2 separate regions of the Homo sapiens genome follow, and region 2 is linked to region 1. Evidence: chromatin loops called from intact Hi-C (ENCODE). Cell type or tissue: A673. All regions are shown on one strand.

Region 1 (8,000 bases):
GCTCTATAGGAGGGGAGAAATTCAATGTGTTTCCAATTAGAGGGGGTGACATGTCAGCCTTGAGCAGGCAGGTTGTTGGTGGGACAGCTACATTTTTTTTAGCCTGGATTCATCCTTTTTTTGTGTGTGTGAGACGGAGTCTCGCTCTGTCACCCAGGCTGGAGTGCAGTAGCACGATCTCAGCTCACTGCAACCTCCACCTCCCGGGTTCAAACGATTCTCCTGCCTCAGCTTCCCAAGTAGCTGGGATTACAGGCGTGTGCCACCATGCCCAGCTAACCTTTTGTATTTTTAGCAGAGCCAGGGTTTCACCGTGTTAGCCAGGATGGTCTCGATCTCCTGACCTCATGATTCACCCGCCTCGGCCTCCCAAAGTGCTGGGATTACAGGCGTGAGCCACTGTGTCCGGTCGGATTCATCCTTTTAAAACACTTAAAATCTTATGCCTGTACCACTGGATAATCAAGTAACAGAGGAGAGGAAGTATCTCTGTATGCAGTTATCCAGCTAACAAACAAGAAAGGAATGAGGAGTCACCATTTTCTAACTCTGATGAATGAATGGCTCTAAGCATTGACCATCAGTACTTGTTAATCTCTTAAAAACACGCCACCTGTCATGCTGATGTCCTGATGGAAAAACACACCACCACCCATGAAATATTCTGGCCAGAAATCAAACTTGAATCTGACTGAGACTCTAGATAACCTCAGGAAATCCAGGGACACGGTAAACTACACAAAGTGGGTACAGCTATCAACATCCAGAATGCCAGAAAATCCACAAAACCAATGAACTGGTTTCTTCAATAAGAACATTGCAAGAGAGAAAAACAAGTGGAGAGAGAAATCTATAGATTGAAAGCAACTCAACCCAAATGCTCATTAACTGATGGGTGGATAAATAAATTGTGATTACAACTTTGCAATGAAAATGCTAGGTAGCGTTAATAAGGAAGGAAACTGTAATACATGCTACAACATGGATAAACCTTGGAAGCATGCTAAACCAAAGAAGGCAGACATAAAACGCCCATACTCAAAACGATTCCATTTATATGACGTTCTGGAAAAGGCAAAACTATAGTGATTGAGAACAGTTCAGTGGTTTTCCAGGAGCGGGAAGGCAGGTGGGGACTGACCACAGGTGCACAAGGAAACTCTCTGGAGCAATGGAAATATTCTACATCTTGACTGGAGTCAGGTTATGTGACTGTATACTTTTATCACACTCATCAAACTATACCTTTAAAAAAGATAAAAATTACATTATGTAAAATATACTGCAATAAACCTGACTTAAGATACTGAGAAAACTGACAACCAATTGCATGGTGTAAACCTTATCTAAATTTTAATTCAAAAAATAAACTGTAAAGAGGTGGTGATATATATGAGAAAACCAGAAATATGAGCTATTAGGTGTTAGAGATCATTTTATTTTAGGATGGTAATAATGGCACTGATGCTTTACTTTCGTTTGCAGGAGCTTCTTTCATTTAGAATACATATTAAGATATTTACAGATAAAATGATGAGATATTTGTAATTTACTATCCAACAAAAGGCTGACGTTTGGTTCTCTGACAAATGTAAACAGCTCAGGAGAGGTACTGTGTTTCTCAAACTGATATCTTTAGTTCCCCACCTCAGTTAAAATCAGTCTACAGGAAGTGAATAAAACTAGCTCTTGCTTTGAACGTCTGCATGGAAAGCCAGAAAGAAGAGTTTGCACGAGGTGCCACAGACACTGTAAAAACGAAGGTGGTCAACTTTGCCTTCCACGACGTTCCTTGTGGAGAGTAGACATGCATCCTCCAGATTTATTTTATTCCTTCCTCAAGGACCTTGGTGGTATACAGTACACTTGAGGGAACATGAGATCAAGATGTGTGGCCATTTGGGCCGTAATTAAATTTAATAGGCAGTTTATCCGGTTCGTAGGAAGATGACACGGAAGAGAGGGACGGAGAGTCAAGCTTATGGAGGGAAATCATTTTACAATAGAGTATCCATCTGGAAAAAAAGACATTGCCCCGACCCAGCAAGTGTGAACGAAACCTTCATCAACATTGCATGAGGTAACTTTATCACGCGCCAGGGCTGAGAGAGAGGAGCCTGTCGTACCTTCTATTAAAAATAATGCACAGCCGTCTTAACGGCATGTAAATCTAACTCACTATTATGCAAACTGAAGGGAAGAGGCAGTTAATAAAACACAAAATAACCTGGTGTTTTATTATACTGGCTGCTGGATTCATAGGCATGAGGCTTCAAATGGCTTATATATTATCTTCCAGCTGCGGCAAATGGAGAGCCCTGGCCTGCTTGGGTTGGTAATGAAGGCGGCTGTGGGGAGCACCAGCGAAGCGTGGATTTTCAGCAGCATTTCTGAGTGTGCAGGGAGGAAAACCAACAGAGAAGGAGAAGCAGAAAGTGGGGTGGTGAGGAGTGACCCTTGCTGTGAGTATGAGGCAGGCTGATGAGGAAAACAGCCAAGCCAGAAGGGCAAGGGGCTCTCCTCCATCTGCTGCCGACTGAGAGTCTGGCCAGGGCTTCCAGAGGAGGTCCCCTCTTCGGCAGGGGCTACAGGAGCTGCAGCGCCTCCCCAGGATGCCGCGTGGTGGCCCATATATGGAGGGTCGCGCCCATGGCCCCCCAGGGCCATCTTAAGCAGCAGAAAAGCCCAACCCTACTATGAAATCCAATTAAATGGCAAGTTTTGCCACGCAAATGGATCCCTTTCTTCTGCTGGTTTGGTTCTCTGCTGCAACGGGCTGCCTTCCTGGACTGGCAGGACTTTCAGAACAAGACCCATAAAGGAAAGTGGAATCACCAGCATCTTTAAATCCCACTGGAGGCAGCTCCTGGGTATTACAGTGGTTTGTTCAAGCGTTCTGGCTTTTTTTTCAAAGTTAAGAAGGAAATGTAAATTTTCATTAAAGAAATAAAGAATTAAAATTCTGTGGCAATGTTGGGTATATCCATGGAAGTGCCTCCTTCTTCCTTAGGCCTGAAATCCTTCCACCATCCTGGAGACTGATGTCCTTTCAAGTTCAATTTGCAGACCATCCCTGTCACCCACATTCAATTCCTGCATTTTGTATGTTTTTGCATGTAACCACCCCTTTTTCTAGGGCTTGCCTCGTGCCAGGCACTGTTCTACATGCTTAACGATCACCGACTCTCTTTACTTTTCACAGCGCCCCCATGCGGTAGGCACCATTATGGTCCCCATTTGGCTGATGAGGAAGCGAAGGCCCACAGAAGTGCAATCATTTGTGCAAGATCCCGCGGGCGAACCGGAGGGTGTGGGATTCACCCACACAGTTGGGTTGGGGTGTTTAGGCTTCCCACCAGTGCACCACGTCACCCCCTCCCTACTGGTTCCTCACATATTTCTACTTTCTGGTTAGAACTTCCTGACTCCTAAAGCCTGTGGTTGCATCTGTGATCTCCCTCCTTATTGGAATCTCTGGATGCTTCCATCAGGTGGCTACAAGAGCTCCAGCACAGCTATGAAGAGAATGTTATGTGCCGGCCAACATCTCTTTGTGGTCAATACACACATTATCTAGGCACTATGAGAGCATGGCTTCGGGAACGTCTGCCCCCAACAGAAGAGAAGAGAGGAGAAGGCCCCCAACACGCCTGCAGCATTTTCCTTAGGACCAGATGCCTCCAACAGGTGGGGAGAAGGCAGCTTGGCAGCCACCCTGTAGCTCTGGGTAGACAGGAGGGCGTGATCTTAAAGGCATGGTGCAGCCTGTGGCTAGAGAGGGCTTCGAGCAAAGGGCAATGGGAGAGGGCAGGTAGGGAGGGTCTCTAGAATCTTTCGAGTATTTCCTAGCAGCCTGGCTAAAAAGCAAGAGTGATGCCGCAGGATTCCCCTGGAGGTCACGTTTCAGGCGTGCTCCTGGACCACCATCGTCTAAGATTCCTGAGCTGGGACATGACCTTGGAAAGGACCATCTATCCATCTGCAGCCCCTTCACTCCTGGGGTTCAGAGATCTGGGGCCTTGGTCGAGTGCAGGGGTGGGGTGGTGGGTATAGTCCAAGGCCCTAGAGGATGTCCAAGAAATGCTAGAATTCTGGAGTGGTCCCAGCTGCTGGAAGGGGCCACGAATGCCTTCTGGAGCTGCAGGGCATATCTGAGAAAGATCAAAAGCCCTGCCCTGTGTCCCTGCCGAAGCCTTCCAGCCAGACACAGCAGCTAGGCACCACCTTCTTCGAACTGCTTTTTCTCATGACTAGAAACTTCCCTTGGCTCCCTAGGGCTAATGTTCACACACCTTATCCCAGCACCCAAAGCCCCTAGGAAGCTAGCCCTGACCTACCTCCTCAAACTTAGCTCTGCCTCCCTCCCACCCAGCCCCATCCCTGTGAAACCCTGTGCCGTGTTCATGCTATTGCTTTTGCTGGGAACGTCTTTCCCTTATTCCATCACTGAGGAAGAATGTGGGTACTTAGCACAGTGCCTACAGAACATTTTTCTTCAAAAGATCAGGACTTATGTGTGCTGCCAGAGGTTTCTAAATACTCACAACACTTGTGACAAAATTTGATCTCCAGCTAGACTTTGCAGAGAGCGGCAAGCATGGAAAGGTAACATCCATGCACTCCAGTTCTGCACTCACTAGGTGTTACTGTTTGTTACGGGTTAAACTGTGTTCCTCAAAAAGATGTGTTGAAATCCTAGCCCGAGTATGTCAGAATGTGACGCTATTTGAAAATAGTGTCTTTATAGGGGTAATCAAGTTAAAATGAGGTAATTAGGGTGGGCCCTAATCCAGTATGACTTGGTGCCCTTATAAAAAAAAATGTGGAAATCTGGACAGAGGTTGACATGCATAGAGAGAAGACGATGTGAAGAAACACAGGGAGAAGATGACCATGAGAAGACGGAGGATTGGTGTCATGCAACTACAAGCACTGCCTTCCACGCCAGAAGCTACAAGAGGCAAGAAAGGGCTCTCTCCCAGAGCTGTCAGAGACAGCGTGGCCATGCACACACCTTGATTTTGGACTTCTAGCTTCCAGAAATGCGATCAAATAATGTTGTCTCAAGCCACCCAGTTTGTATTATTTTGTTCCAGCAGCCCTAGGAAACTAACACAGTAGGTATGCAGTCATTGTTTGTTGCAACATGAAAGAATGGTCTAGGTCAGGGGTCCCCAAGCCCTGGGTCGTGGATGGGTACTGGTCGGTGTCCTGCTAGGAACTGGGCCGCACGGCAGGAGGTGAGTGGCCAGGAGCGAGCGTTATCGCCAGAACTCCACCTCCTTCAGATCAGCGGCGGCATTACATTCTCATAGGAACATGAACCCTACTGCAAAGTGCGCATGCGAGGGATCTAAGTTGTCCTTCATGAGTTTCATCCTGAAACTATCCCCAAGCCCAGCATCTATGGAAAAATTCTCTTCCATGAAACTGGTCCCTGGTGCCAAGAAGGTTGGGGACCGCTGCTGGGTGATACTGGCAGCACAGGTGTGTTTACTAGCAAGAAACTGAGGCTCACTAAGTTAACAACTGGCTCAAAGTCAGACAGCTGTGAGGTGACAGTGGGGACTGGAACTCGGGTTTCGTGGCCCCCACTGACCTTCTATCCCTCCTGATGCATCTCTCCTGGCAGCCCGAGCTCCCCGAGTTCCAGGTTCTGCTCCTCTGGTTGATGGCAAATGTTAGTTTCCAAAAAGCGCACCGAGTCCACCCATGACAAGTGCTCAAAACAGCCTTCCTTTTCTATGGTATGTCTCCTGGAAAGTCTTTCGTGGTTAATAATTCTGTTTGTGGTCATTTTTCTGAGCAGGTTAAGGGCTTCTTAAATCTTCATAGTTCATATTCACAAGCCCCTCGGAGGACAGCTTACCTCCCGCCAGGCCCCACCTGGTGATGAGCGGCCCGCACACGGCAGAGCAGTGGGAGGCCGGGAGCAGAGGCGGCCCGGAGCAGACAGCACGAGCTGGGGGTGGGGGCTACACCACCTGGAAATCTGTCCCACTGTCACACCCACGCTAGTTTACAGAACCTGGGCATGTGGCTCGAAAAAATGACAAGACATTTATGATGGGGTGGAGAGGAGGAGAGCTGCACATTCGGCACGACTCCTCTGTGCCGGAAACTGTGCAAGGCGCTCCATATATTTTTCTCATGGAACCCTCCAGGCAGGAGGTGGATGTTTTTAAAACTCCCATTATACAGATGAAGGAGCTGAGGTGCAAATGATGATGTAACTTTCCAAAGTCACATGACTCCTAAGTAGCAGGGATAAGAGTTGAGCTTGAATTTATGAGGCCCTAAAGCCCAAATGATACTCACTAGGGTTCACCCTAAGGAAGCGGAGAACACGTCCTCAGAGCGAGGATGTTACCTCTGGTTCAGTCCTGATTCTATTTTGGAAAGCTCATCTATAAATAGCTTCTCTCCTGCTTTCCACCTTTCCACAGGGAATCCACCCTCTCTCCTTTTATGGCGGCGGAGGGTCATTGGGTAGAAACCTTCCCAGGGATACTAGCTCTGAAGATTGTGGGTGAGTGCCCTGCCCTGGCCTGAGGTGGGGGTGGTGGGGATATGTTTCTGCCTCTTCCAGCCATTCCTGCGGTCTCCGGGGACCCAACCATTTGTCCCAAATCCACCCTAATTAGGGAAGAAAAAGGAACTACTCTTTCAAAGATCTGTAGATGCGCAGTTGGCTGCCTTTCTTATTCCTCTCTGCCCACTAATTCCAAAGGCATCTGACAGGGATGCCACTCTGGTGAAGATGACAGGAAGTTTCCTGCCGTGGAAGCAACTGCCTGTCTAAAAAAAGCTCTTTTTAAAAATGCTCAACTCCGAACTAAGAGCTTGCAGAGAATGTGTTATGGCTGCTGTTATTTATTTATACCACCGACTTCCAGAAAGGATTTTAAGTGGCTCACAATAAAAACACAGCTAGATCTGGGGAGAGATAGTACAAATGAAGAGCACGGTCAGCTGCGAGACTGGCTCAGAGCGCCCTCCACCCCGCGGTGGGCAGCAGGCCTCCGGAAGGATGCCCAGTAGTGAAGGGCCACGCTCTAGAGATAAAATCGTGTTTCTGTTTTTCTGCCTGACTGGGAGGTACAAGAAGTCTCCACAATGTGTTTAGGAGGGTGGGCCCCAGTTGAGGACTGGGGGTGACTCACCCCCATATTGGGGTGGATAGGAAAGGGCCCTGGAGGCCTGCAGGGAAGCCTCTCTCTCTTAGGCCAGAAGCCGAGGCTGAGACTAGAATTGGAATGCACGATAGTTTATGTGGGAGGAGATCCCAGGAAGCACTGGAAGAACAGAGTGGGCAGGGAAGGAAGGCGGCCAGCGGAGATCATCACTGTGGGCAGTCAGAGCTCGATCTAGTTGGGAAACTCTGGGACGTGGTTTAGAGGATACCTAAGAGTATCCTGCCCAACGAATAAGGAAGCTGGGGGGGTTTATCTCTCCACGTTCTGCTCATCAGTGGTGAGGGACCGCTCGCAGGAGTGGCAATGCCTCACATGTGAGCCATCCTGTAGGAATCCCGGTCACACCAGGGCGCATGTTCCAGGAGCGGCAAATGCTGTACGTTGTGTTTGTCCTGCCCTCCTCCAGGTTAGAGTGGGAGCTGTTTCACCTGATTACTAGGTGAGTCAGGGTCTGGGGATTGACTTGGCTATGCTAAGATACCACCTGGAGGAGGCGGAGGGGGACCCTGATGTAGCAGTTACTGGCCCTAGGTATTGCCATATAAAGTCGCTCACCTCATGACCTGGATCAAAAGTCTCCTCTTTCAGGAAGACCTCCCCACTCTCATCTCTTTTCCTCTGACTTTCTTGGAGCTACAAGATTGATTTATTCCTGGGTCACAGCTCTCTCCTCCTAGCTAGATGCCGCCAATGGCCCCAGCTTCCATTCTCCCTTTTTGGCAACCCTCTCAAGGGATTCTGTGTATAGTATACTGGTTAAAAGAGCTGCCCTGGAGTCAGACTGTTTAGGTTCAAGTCTCACCT
Region 2 (8,000 bases), 120 kb after region 1:
GGCTTTTCCTGAACAGTTGCCATGAACGAAAATGTTCTATTGTAAGTAATCAATAGTGAGAGCCCTGGCCTTTTATTTAGGTGGTGGTGATTTCACCAATAATTCTAGGAACTTTCTCATGTGAGTACAATAGATTCTCAGACTGTTCATGTGTTCAATCATTTGTTTGGCTGAGTGACATAACATGCCAGGCATTGTGTTATACGCTATGGGCAATGATAGTACATAATCCCTTATCCTTGACAAATTTGGCCTAATAGAGAATAAACCAACAATGATAATACAGTGGGTTCCAAACTTGGCTGCACACTAGAACCAGCTGGGGAGCTTTTTAACGTCCTAATGACCAAGTTGTATCCCAGATCTATTATGCCAGAATGTCTGAGAATGGAGCTAGGAATTGCCATTTTAAAAAAAATTCCCTTTTGGCTGACTGTAAGATTTAAAACAGAAAAACAAAACAAAAAATAAAAATAATAAAAAGTATTCCCAGGCGAATCCAAACTGAAGTAGTTTGGGAACCACTAATATAATGTCAGAGTGAACTATAGGCCTTATTTATCCCAGGAGAAATCAAGGGAGCCTTCCAAGAGGAAGTGACTGGGCTATGTTTTTAAATGATAAATTGGTTCTTTCTACTGTTTTTATAATTTGAATCCTGCAAATGCCATAAATGAACATAATTTGAATGCTACAAATGCCACAAAAACAGAAAGGGAAAAACGTTATGTACGATCCCCAAAAAAAATCATCTTTGGAAAAATTTTCCCACTGGTAGTAAAAAATTAAGTATTTGACTCTCTCTCTCTCTCTCTCTCTCTCTCTCTCTCTCTATATATATATATATATATATATTCAAATATCACCCTCAGAATTGATGGTCAGTGGTCTTTTATTTCCTCTATGTGGCCTATAACACTGAGAACAATGCAAGGCAAAAAAAAAAAAAAAAAAAAAAAAATCAGTGGTATAGTCTGTCAGATCACCAAAGCTAGCCTCAGGCGAACATGCCAAGACAAATTCTAGAATTACAACCAGGAAACCAGGATATGGCATCAATATAAAAGATTTGTACTTTAATGCAATCTCTTGCCTTTTTGGTAAGGTAGCAAAAACATACTTTGGCAAAGTTTATCAGAGGTCCTTTTCTTTTTTTGCCTTCCTCCACCCCCCAAGAAAGTCAGTGGGAAATAAGCAGGGGGACAGCCCATGGCTTTCCTTTTACCAGTCATTTTTGGTATTTAAGGCAGATACAGAGTGCTCAGCCATTGATCTGTTCACTGTCATCCTGCTTAAATCAATAATCTATTAGTCCCTTTAAATTAGAGTTAGATTCATCAAATGCCCTTGAGAGGCCTCAAACATTTTGTTCCTTATTGCAGGCAAGCACAATCAGTCTATGGAATGATAAAATTTTTGCTTGAAAACTCTGCCGGCTCAGCAGACAATGTGTTCTGTATTAGCTCATTCAGCGATCTCAGGCAGGCCAAAAAAGCAGTTTTTAGACTTCCCAGGGGGAAAAGAGGCTTGTGTCATTCAATAAAACAACTACACTGCAGCCATCCTGATGTGATTTCAGTTTGGAGAAGCAGTCTTAGAGGAATAATTCGGATCTGCTTTTTGTCTCCTGCTTTTATTTATTTCCTTGCCTACTTATGGACTTACTCAGTTCTGTTTGCTGCTTGAATGCCCAACAAGCAGCAGCCTCCAATGTGGCATCCAAACTGCTAACCAGATGGGCTTCCCTGCTTCGTCAGGGAATGGGCAAGTCAGAGGAACTTCTGCTACTCGGGTGAGATGGATGCTTGGCTCTGTGGGTCCCCGCCCAGAGCACAGTCAGCACCAGTGATGCTGAGAGGGCTGCTCTGAACTGCGCACATGAGTGGAGACAGTGAGCCTCAGGGAAGATGAGAATGAACCAAATCTGCAGCATTGTCCTCGGAAGCTGCTAGCCCCTATTTTAGACATCTCCACCCCCACAACATACAGATAACTATCACTAAGGAAAACAAAGCTAGAATCCCCTTCCTTGTACAATAAATTAGTCATGGGACTCATTGCTTTTAAATCAATGTTCCTCAAAGTGTGGCCTGCAGCAGGGGAATTCTTGAGGTTAGGGAGAAGGACATTTGCTTTAAATTCGTGCTTTTCAGACTATCAATGGTGAAGCACCATTTCTTAGTCTTTCCCCCAATCCCTCATGGATTGATCAAATTCAATACAAATGAATCTCCAGGAAATAGGAGTTAAGGAAAAACAACGACGTCCAAAGCACAAGCTCCAACTCTTTAAAAAAAATTAGATTTAATGGACATAAAATTACCCTGTCAAATTGCTCCAAAAGTTTTGAAACACTTGCTCTCAATGTCTGAACTTCTCTCCTTGCGGACGGGCACAGGTCTCCGGATTGCATTTTGAGAAACAGTCCTCTAAAAGGACTTCAAACTCAGAGGTTGTTTGCAGACAAAACAAAAACAAAGCTAAACAAAATCTCCACCGACTGGGATGGTACAAAAGCAGAATTCCCGAGTTCCCACTGACGAAGCTTTCTTAAACACTGCCACAGCTCTTGGGTTGATTCATTCCCAAAAGAAAAGAAATTAACATTGCTGCCTGTTAAGAGGACTTGGCACTTACGAATTTAACTCACCTGAGAAAACACAGTATAAATGTCCTTGTTGTTACAACACACCTGAGTGTCATTTAAACACACAGAAAGTCTTCGACAATAGCTCCCTTCACAATTCCTTACATGCTTGGCATTTTTCTAAAGGTTAGATTAAGTAGCAGATAACATTTTTAAGAGAGCTCAGTATACTTTTTTTTTTTTCTTTGTGAGAGCTAATTTACGGCTGGCTAAAACGATGTTGACAGATTTCAGGATTTTAGGTTGGGCCTGATTACAGGCAGGCAGGCATCATGCATTAGGAAAGCCTAGCCTTTTTACTAGAACCTTCTGTGATTAAGACAGTATTTTAATGCACTCTCTGGGCAGCTGAGCTTTAAAAGAAAAAGGAGTTATAAAGCAAAAGACATTTCCTGCATGGCCCCAGGGGAATTTTGAGCCCAGAGCTCCGAATCCCAGTGGAAGGGAGTAATTTCAGCTAATTAAGGAAGAAGAGCAAAGTTGCGTTTGGTCAAAATGTTCGTTTGGACTTCATTTGTGTTGGCACCAAAGAGAGCCTATCTGGATTTTTTTCTCCCTTTTTCTGTGGATTCACTGCAGGACTGCAAAGCCTACAGCTCACATACATTAGGGAGAGATTCAAAGGAAACGCCAAAGTTCAACTAAAGTACAAGTAATTAGAACCAGATTCTCCGCTATTTGCGTGTGCGCATGCGTGTATGAACTCGTGTGTAGACATTTTAGTAAAATGTAATTTATATGCATCCAAACATTTGGGGCACGGGAAGACTCCATACTGTCACTCACTTAATTTTTATGTCGCCTTTTCAGGAGAGGATCTGCTTTTAATCATCTTTCAGGAGAAACGGTTTCCACACACATGGGTTTTGCAAATCTGTGAATCGCATCCTGAATTAGGTAATTGCCAAACAAGAAAAACTCTGCTTTGAAATCTTGCCTTACTCTGCTGCTGGCTTTGTTATTATTAAGCAGCTCCAAGATTAGTCCCGGGTTTGGGGTGGCTAGAGAGGGAGGACGATGGGGAGTGAAGGAAAATATCATTGTTGGGCTTTGGCAGTCTTGACTCAGTAACCTGCCCGTGACCCTAAAGAAGTGTGTGTTTGCCGGGGTCACCAGGGATCCTGGCCGAGGGCTGGAGCTGGGTTGTGAGAAACTCTGCTATTCTGACCACATATGAAACAGGTGCTGAACATAGGCAGGAGACAAAAGGAAGGGCTGGGGGAAAGAATTTGGTTTTGAGTCTTTAATAAAGCCTTGCTCAGCAAAGTGTGGTCCTGGACAAGCAGCATCAGCATCACCTGGAAACTTGTTAAAATGCAGAATCTTGGCCGGGCACAGTGGCTCATGCCTGTAATCCCAGCACTTAATCCAAGGTGGGAAGATCACCTGAGGTCGGGAGTTCAAGACCAGCCTGACCAACATGGAGAAACCCCATCTCTACTAAAAATACAAAATTAGCTAGGCGTGATGATGCATGCCTGTAATCCCAGCTACTCGGGAGGCTGAGGCAGGAGAATCGCTTGAACCCGGGAGGCGGAGGTTGCAGTGAGCCGAGATCGTGCCATTGCACCCCAGCCTGCACAGCAAGAGCGAAACTGTCTCAAAAAAAAAAAAAAAAAAAAAAAGCAGAATCTTGGCCCCACCCCAGAAATGCAGAATCAGAATAGGCATCCTAACAAGACCCCTTGATCATTTTTACGCACATTGATGTCTGAGACACCCTAACATAAAAAATGTCTTGTTATTGTCCTAACCTTCCTGTAATCCCATTTTGCTGAGTTAATTTAGCATCAGAACTCTGTCAACTTGCCCTTTGCACAGGTCCTTACTAAATACTCCACCTTGTTAAGTACTTAATGCATTAAGATCTTCAGGCTGTGTGTGTTTATGCTTACCATAAACCAGAAGTCTTCGTTCACTCTCACAGAACTTTGGCAGTGGCTTTTAGTTGGCAGTGTGTTCAAAGTTGTACCAGAAGAGCCTGAACTAATAGTAATTACTATTTACTGAGCGCCTACTGTGTTAGGGACCATGCAAAGTGCTTAATAGACATTAGTTCATTTACTCCTTCCCCCATACCATGAGGAGAGGGAGAACTGAGCACCTTAGAATTAGGAAATTTAAAACACAACAATCCTTTCAGACTTTATAAATGAGATGTAAATGACTTAATATGTTTACTATTATCTCACCAAACCCCCCCCGCTTTTTAAATTCTCATTTTCCATCTCCCTGATTTGTTTCCTAGTCTGGGAAGGTCACAGGGTTTGCTCTGGTCAGGCCTACTTACTCAAATTTGAGAAGTGCAGAACTTTGTAATTCTCTTGCTTTTAACTCACGGTTATAACTTTCCAAACACTGATTCCATTCAAGATATGGTTAAATTTGACAAGATAGTTTGGGCCTTAGAAAGAGAGTAAGACTCAGGACCCACTAATCACTCTGTGTTGTAGCTACACCTGTCTGGGCTTACGGCCAGCAATAGAAGTTATTCCTGGGACTGGCTTTTACCACGGGAAGTGCTGTCATATTTTCATAAGGTACCATGACACGTTCAACACCAACATTTCATTTTGATAATATGTGTTCTCACCACAAGGAATATATTCAAAAATATCTCATAGGTTGTTTTGCATGACATTTTAAACACGTTTTCTATCACTATTTTCTAGGACATACTAAGATAGCTTATGCCAGTGTTCAAATAAATCCTCTCTTACAGTCACTTAACAGGCCGACACATCTAACTGCTTATTAATGATCTGAACGTGGAGGCATCAGAAATGAAACTGCATTAAGTGAACAAATGCTAGAACAGGTCTCGGGAGTCATGTGTAGACGAAGCTAATTGCTTTGCAATATTGAGGTCCCCTGAAGAGTTTTTCTCAACATCAACTCACTCAGTTCCATATTTCACTTCTATCTTCTATCGGGATTCCCATAATATTTACAAAAGGAACTATCACACTAATAAATGACATTATTTTATCTGATCGAATTTCCTGCACACAGAGTAGATTAAAACAGGAGCATTAACATGTATATCATTTCAGATACACACATTCACATTCATTTCAGATATCCACACACACATTCGTTGCTTATGTACTATATATCTATTTGAAAACCACATTAGTACCAGTCTGACAGAAAACCAAAAGGGAAATACTTGGAAGACAACAATGAAATTATGCTTTGTCACATACCTTGCCACTCGTCTAAGATCTAAGGAAGTTCAAGTATGATTGATTACACTAGAATTTAGCCAAAACCCTCTTTTTCTCAATAAAATAATGCTTGGCTTACTCAGAATTTTGCTGCAAAGAAATTTTTCTGTTTTGTTTCTTACAGGTATGCACCATATGAACAGCCTCAAAATAACTTTGAAACCGATTTAATCCTCACTGTGTGGGTTTTCTTGGTTCCTAAAAAGAAAGAAAATGCCATGAGCCTGCATAAAATTGTGTGGAGGAGGTGACGGGAAAGTGGTAAGCTTTGCTGCCAGGTGGACCTGAATTTGAATCTCTCTTCTGCCACTTACAAATGGCCATAGAGTTTTATTTCTCTGAGCCCTAGTCCTTCTTTGCTGAAAATGCAGATAATCCTGATTTCTGTTGGTAAACCAGAGACAACGTTTGCAATTTGCCTGACACACAGTAAGTGCTCAATAAATGATAGCCAACCTTCACCTCCACTTTTCCCCTCCTCCCACAAACACATTTCCCTTCCACCTTCCTTAATCTAGGGCAGGGTTTTTTTTGTTTTTTTTCTGAGATGGAGTTTTGCTCTTGTTGCCCAACCTGGCATGGGCAGCCATGCCATGGCACGATCTCAGCTCACTGCAACCTCCGCCTCCCGGGATCAAGAGATTCTCCTGCCTCAGCCTCCCAAGTAGTTGGAATTAATAAATGTGCGCCACCACGCCCGGCTATTTTTTTGTATTTTTAGTGGAAACCGGGTTTCACCATGTTAGCCAGGCTCGTCTCGAACTCCTGACCTCAGGTGATCCTCCTCCTTGGCCTCCCAAAGTGCTGAGATTACAGGCGTGAGCCACCGCACCCGGCCGGGTAGGGGTTTTTAGCCAGCACCATTTTGTCTCTCACGGGACATTCTGCAACATCAGGAGACATTTCTGGCTGTCACAATTGGGGGCTGCTCCTGGCATCTAGTAGGTAGAGGCCAGGGATGCTACAAAACATCTCACAATGCCCAGGACAGGCCCCTCCTACACAACAAAGAATTATCTGGCCCCAATTATAGATAGTGCTGAGGTTGAAAAACACTGATCTAGGCTGAGGATACTACTGGTGGGGAGACTCTGGGACCAAAGAGTGGGGACAACAAAGAAAATACTACAGCTCTGGAGAAATGGAAACTGCAGAGTCCTACAATGCAGATGGTATGAGCTCAGTTCCTAATTCTGCCTCTTACTAGCAGTCACTTATCCTTCCTGATCCTCAGAAAAATTGAGATGACAACCACGCTTACTACATTGCAGGATTTACACTTTGTAAACTATAAAAAGTATAAAAACATGTAAAAATAATAGCTAATGCTTTATTATTAGAAATTTATTAATTATTATTTATTATCTGGGGAAAAGTGGATTAAGTCCGTATCAATAATGCGACTAATATGGTCACCACAGAAAACAACAGAACCATCTCCAGAGTCTAGTCAAACATTTCAACAATAGTAATCACTAACACTCATGGAGCATATACTGTAGGCTAGTCATGCTCCTTCACTCTACTCTAAGCATTTTTCATCTATTAGTACATCTGATCCCCAGAGTGACCCAATAAGAGAGCTAGTCTTGGCCAGGCGCAGTGGCTTAAGCCTGTAATCCCAGCACTTGGGAGGTTGTGGCGGGTGGATCACTTGAGGACAGAAGTTTGAGACCAGCCTGGCCAACGTAGTGAAACCCCATCTCTACTAAAAATACACACAAAAAAAATTTGTGGTGGCGTGCGCCTGTAATCTCAGTTACTCGGGAGGCTGGGGCAGGAGAATTGCTTGAACCCAGGAGGTGGAGGTTGCAGTGAGCCGAGATCGCACCATTGCACTCTAGCCTGGGCAACACAGCAGGACTCCGTCTAAAAAAAAAAAAAAGAGAGAGAGAAAGAGATTGCTAGTCTAGTTTTACTATTTCTTTTTGACAGGCAAGAAGAAACCAGAGGTATAATGTGGTTAGGTAACTTGTTCAAGGCCATACAGCTGCTAAATAAAAAGCATGGATTTGAACTTAAATGGTCTTAAGTTCAAGGGAATGGGTCTGACCCCCATGTTGAGAGAAGACTATGACATCCCCTCTTAGGACTGTGCAGAACTCCTGTCACAAGCAGCTGTCCCT

What was found. Hi-C counts contacts between places; a loop is a spot of excess contacts. Peaks named below come from ENCODE experiments on the same cell type or tissue, not always from the same donor. Only the 100,000 strongest peaks of a DNase experiment are listed, where the experiment ranks them.
Region 2: a loop joins it to region 1, with 2.0 times the contacts of the local background. A loop is called at or near these places in 5 of 110 quality-filtered maps.

Annotation. Positions count from the first base shown.
Region 1 is chr3:25,572,504-25,580,503 of GRCh38, reverse strand. All of the region lies in intron 4 of RARB (retinoic acid receptor beta), which reads right to left. Among named protein-coding and RNA genes, the nearest start is that of TOP2B, 88 kb to the left of the region's middle. RefSeq lists enhancers at 6,519-7,046, 7,047-7,575. In A673, CTCF peaks have their summits at 3,024 and 3,224 (motif pointing left); a DNase peak (open chromatin) is centred at 6,813; H3K27ac peaks cover 427 bases.
Region 2 is chr3:25,449,516-25,457,515 of GRCh38, reverse strand. All of the region lies in intron 1 of RARB (retinoic acid receptor beta), which reads right to left. Among named protein-coding and RNA genes, the nearest start is that of RARB, 25 kb to the right of the region's middle. RefSeq lists enhancers at 1,757-2,297, 2,396-3,020, 6,601-7,101. In A673, no CTCF peak of the experiment used is centred here; DNase peaks (open chromatin) are centred at 1,505, 3,055 and 3,205; H3K4me3 peaks cover 1,507 bases; H3K27ac peaks cover 3,004 bases.